2 separate regions of the Homo sapiens genome follow, and region 1 is linked to region 2. The links are chromatin loops, found by intact Hi-C in ENCODE. Cell type or tissue: CD14-positive monocyte. All regions are shown on one strand. Region 1 has its middle 18 kb from the start of IL3RA. Region 2 has its middle 22 kb from the start of CSF2RA.

Region 1 (2,500 bases), 72 kb after region 2:
AATGGGGCTTGGATCTTCTCTCCTGGAGTGGGAAAAGAGGAATTCTATTGAGGGAAAGTAAGAGATTGCTAGGAAGATCCTTTGCCCAGGCTGGAGTGCAGTGGCGACTCTTGGCTCACGGCAGCCTCAACATCCCAGGCTTAAACAATCCTCCCACCTCGGCCTCCTTAGTAGCTTGGATGACAGGCATGCACAACCATGACTGGCTAATTTTTTTCTTTTCTTTTTTTTTCTTTTTTTTGTGAGACAGAGTCTCACTGTGTCACCCAGGCTGGAGTGCAGTGGAGCGATCTCGGCTCACTGCAACCTCCACTTCCCGGGTTCAAGCGATTCTCCTGTCTCAGCCTCCCGAGTAGCTGGGACTACAGGCACCCGCCACCACGCCCGGCTAATTTTTTTTTTTTAACTTTTTTTTTTGAGACAGAGTTTCATTCTAGTTGCCCAGGTTGGAGTGCAATGGCGTGATCTTGGCTCACTGCTACCTCTGCTTCCCGGGTTCAAGTGATTCTCCTGCCTCAGCCTCCCAAGTAGCTGGGATTACAGGCATACGCCACCACACCCAGCTAATTTTGTATTTTTAATAGAGACGGGGTTTCACCATGTTGGCCAGGCTGGTCTTGAACTTTCTACCTCACGTGATCCGCCCACCTCGGCCTCCCAAAGTGCTGGGATTACAGGCGTGAGCCACTGCGCCAGGCCGAAGCTGAACTTTTGTCTCCACTGGCCAAAGGGTGGTTGCACCTTCTCCTCTTACCCCCAGGCCGTTGGACTTTGCCCCACTCCCCCTGAGCCGCCGATAGCCCCTCCTGAGAGAAAGGATAGAAAAGACTTTGGAGAGGTTTGCAGATGTCTGGGAAGACAATTGCAAAGCTGACCGGGCGCGGTGGCTCACGCCTGTAATCCCAACACTTTGGGAGGCCGAGGCAGGCAGATCACAAGGTCAGGAGATCGAGACCCTCCTGGCTAACACGGTGAAACCCCATCTCTACTAAAAGTACAAAAAATGAGCCTGGCATGGTGGCGGGCACCTGTAATCCCAGCTACTCGGGAGGCTGAGGCAGGAGAATGGTGTGAACCCGGGAGGCGGAGCTTGCAGTGAGCCGAGATCGTGCCACTGCACTCCAGCCTGGGTTACAGAGCAAGACTCCATCTCAAAAAAAAAAAAGAAAGAAAATTGCAAAGCTTCCTTTCGCCCCCTGGTGATGATGATCCTTTATTTATTTTATTTTATTTTATTTTATTTATTTTTTGAGACTGAGTCTTGGTCTGTCACCCAGGCTGGAGTACAGTGGCATGATCTCGGCTCACTACAACCTCCGCCTCCCGGGTTCAAGCGATTCTCCTGCCTCAGCCTCCCTAGTAGCTGGGATTACAGGTGCCCGCCACCACGCCTGGCTAATTTTTGTATTTTTAGTAAAGACAGGGTTTCACCATGTTGGCCAGGCTGGTGTTGAACTCCTGGCCTCAGGTGATCCACCCGGCTCGGCCTCCCAAAGTGCTGGGATTGTAGACATGAGCCACCATGCCCGGCCTCCTTTTTAAATTTTTGAGACAGCATCTTGCTCCTTTGCCCAGGCTGGAGTGCACGATCATGGCTCACTGTAGCCTCAGACTCCCCGGCTTAGCGATCCTCCTCTCTCAGTCTCCTGAAGTAGCTGGGACCACAGCTGAACGTCACCACACCCGGCTAATTTTTGTATTTTTAGTACAGACGGGGTCTCACTATGTTGCCCAGGCTGGTCTCCAACTTCTGGCCTCAAGCGATCCACCCTCCTCGGCCTCCCAAAGTGATGGGTCTACAGGCATGAGCCACCATGCCTAGCCCAAGTTTTTTGTAGAGATGGAATCTCACTATGTTACCCAGACTGGTCTTGACTGCTAGGCTCCAGTGATCCTCCTGCCTCAGCCTCCCAAAGTTCTGGAATTACAGCCATTCTTCACGCCTTTGCTGTTTTTTTTTTTTTTTTTTTAGACAGAGTCTCACTCTGTCGCCCAGGCTGGAGTGCAGGGGCAAAATCTTGGCTCATTGCAACCTCTGCCTCCCAGGTTCAAGCGATTCTCCTACCTCACCCTCCCGAGTAGCTGGGATTACAGGCACGTGCCACCACGCCTGGCTAATTTGTTTGTTTGTTTGTTTGTTTGTTTGTTTTGAGATGGAGTCTCGCTCTGTCCCCCAGGCCAGAGTGCAGTGGCACGATCTCGGCTCACTGCAAGCTCTGCCTCCTGGGTTCACGCCATTCTCTTGCCTCAGCCTTCCGAGTAGCTGGGACTACAGGTGCCCGCCACCACGCCTGGCTAATTTTTTGCATTTTTAGTACAGACGGGATTTCACCATGTTAGCCAGGATGGTCTCGATCTCCTGACCTCGTCATCCACCTGCCTCGGCCTCCCAAAGTGCTGGGATTACAGGCATGAGCCACTGCGCCCGGCCTGTTTGTATTTTTATTAGAGATGGAGTTTCAGCATGTTGGTCAGGCTGGTCTCGAACTCCTGACCTCAG
Region 2 (2,500 bases):
GCCAGGCTGGTCTCGAACTCCTGGCCTCAGGTGATCCACCTGCCTTGGCCTCCCAAAGTGCTAGGATGACAGGCGTGAGCCACTGCGCCCAGCCTATAAACGGGTTATTAATGAGCTCTCCAGCCAGGCAAACTTGAAAGCTCCAGGGCAGCCTTTCCGTGGCCGACGACGAGCAGAAGAAGCAGAAGATGGGAGATGCAGCAGGATAATTTGTTAAGGGGTGAAATGTACGTTGAGTTCCCAACTTCCAGTCTCTGTGAATATTGGGACCTTATTTGGAAATGTAATTAAAATGTAAATTGAGATGACATCATTTTTGATTAAGGTGAGTCATAAATCCCATGAGTGTAGGTCTAAGAGACAGAAGGGGCCGGGCGCGGTGGCTCACGCTTGTAATCCCAGCACTTTGGGAGCCCGAGGCAGGCGGATCACCTGAGGCCAGGAGATCGAGACCAGCCTGGCCAACATGGTGAAACCCTGTCTCTACTAAAAATACAAAAATTAGCTGGGCGTGGTGGCAGGCGCCTGTAATTCCAGCTATTCCAGAGGCTGAGGCAGGAGAATCGCTTGAACCCGGCAGGCGGAGGTTGCAGTGAGTCAAGATCGAGCCACTGCACTCCAGCCTGGCGACAGAGTGAGACTCCATCTCAAAAAAAAAAAAAAAAAAAAAAGAGACAGAAGAGGAGACACAGACAGGGGAGGAGGCCACGTGGAGACGGAGGCAGAGACTGCAGTGAGGTGGCCACAGTCCCAGGGACGCCTGGAGCCCCCAGGAGCTCGAAGAGGCAGGAAGGATCCTCCCCTAGAGCTTCTAAAAGGAACCAAACCAAACTGCAGTGGGTTGAATGGGGATCCCCCAAAGACATGTCCAGGTCCTAAACCTTAGAATCCGTGAATAGGACCTCATTTGGAAATAGGGTCTTTGCAGATGTGTTTAAGGGAAGGATCTCAAAATGAAATCGCCTTGCATTGGAGTTGGACTCTAAATCCAATGAGGGGTGACCCCATAAGAGACAAAGAGGAGACACAGACACAGAGGAGGCCACGTGGAGATGGTGACAGAGACTGCAGTGAGGCGGCCACAAACCCAGGGACGCCTGGAGCCCCCAGGAGCTGGGAGAGGCAGGAAGGACCCTCCCCTAGAGCCTCCAGAGGGAGCACAGTCCTGAGACACCTGGATCTCAAGACTCCTGGTCTGCAGGCCTCAGAGAGGATACATTCCAGTTGTTTTAAGGCCCTCGGTTTGTTCTGTCCACCCCAAGAAACTACACACCCTACAAATGAGGACTCCAAGCCTCATTCTCCCGGCACCGCACGCCTGCAAACATAGGCATGGCCAGCAGGTGGCAGTCGAGTCCCCAAAAAGAAATTGCGTGGCTTAAGGTTCCGGGATTTGAATAAATACGGTAATAAAAATCCGGCGGGCGGATCACGAGGTCAGGAGTTCGAGACCAGCCTGGTCAACATGGTGAAACCCTGTCTCTACTAAAAATACAAAAAATTAGCCGGGGGTGGTGGCAGGCGCCTGTAGTCACTGCTACCGGGAGGCTGAGGCAGGAGAATGGCATGACCAGGGAGGCGGAGCTTACAGTGCTCTAAAAAAAAAAAAAAATCAGGCGGGCGGATCACAAGCTCAGGAGTTCGAGACCAGCCTGACCAACATGGTGAAACCCCGTCTGTACTAAAAATACAAAAAATTAGCCGGGGGTGGTGGCGGGTGCCTGTAATCCCAGCTACTCGGGAGGCTGAGACAGGAGAATCGATTGAACTCAGGAAGCAGAGGATGCAGCGAGCCAAGATCGCGCCACTGCACTCCAGCCTGAGCAACAAAGCGAGACTCCATCAAAAAAAAAAAAAAAAAAACCCACAGTGTAAGGGGTCCCAATGCAGACCTCAACAGAGGGTTCTTGGATGTCGTGCAAGAAATTATTCGAGCCAGGCGCGGTGGCTCACGCCTGTAATCCCAGCACTTTGGGAGGCTGAGGTGGGTGGATCACCAGAGATCAGGAGTTCGAGACCAGCCTGGCCAACATGGAGAAACCCCGTCTCTACTAAAAATACAAAAAATTAGCTGGGCGTGGTGGTGCACACCTGTAATCCCAGCTACTCGGGAGGCTGAGGCAGGAGAATCGCTTGAACCTGGGAGACGGAGGTTGCCGTGAGCCGAGATCGCGCCATTGTACTCCAGCCTGGGCAACAGGAGCAAAACTCTATCTCAAAAAAGAAAAGAAAAGAATCTCAAGAAAGAAAGAAGGGAGGGAGGGACGGAGGAAGGAAGGAAGGAAGGAGAGAGAGAGAGAGAGAGAGAGAGGGAGGGAGGGAGAGAGAGAGAGAAAGAAAGAAGGAAAAGAAAGAAAGAGAAAGAAAGAAAAAGAAAGAGAGAGAAGAGAAGAGACAGCCTGTACTACCCACCCGTTGAGTTGAGGGGTGAAGAGAAGAGAAGAGAGGAGAGGGGAGGGGAGAGGAGGGGAGAGGAGGGGAGGGGAGGGGAGGATAGGGG

Evidence for each region. A loop is a pair of places that touch in the nucleus more often than their neighbours do. Peaks named below come from ENCODE experiments on the same cell type or tissue, not always from the same donor. Only the 100,000 strongest peaks of a DNase experiment are listed, where the experiment ranks them.
Region 1: it touches region 2 in a loop (4-fold over the local background); 9 of 110 quality-filtered maps call a loop at or near these places.

Annotation. Positions count from the first base shown.
Region 1 is chrX:1,317,764-1,320,263 of GRCh38, forward strand. It overlaps a transcript of CSF2RA not described here. Among named protein-coding and RNA genes, the nearest start is that of IL3RA, 18 kb to the right of the region's middle. In CD14-positive monocyte, a CTCF peak has its summit at 1,147; no DNase peak of the experiment used is centred here; H3K27ac peaks cover 510 bases.
Region 2 is chrX:1,245,597-1,248,096 of GRCh38, forward strand. No RefSeq gene overlaps it. Among named protein-coding and RNA genes, the nearest start is that of CSF2RA, 22 kb to the right of the region's middle. In CD14-positive monocyte, a CTCF peak has its summit at 1,344 (motif pointing right); a DNase peak (open chromatin) is centred at 1,355.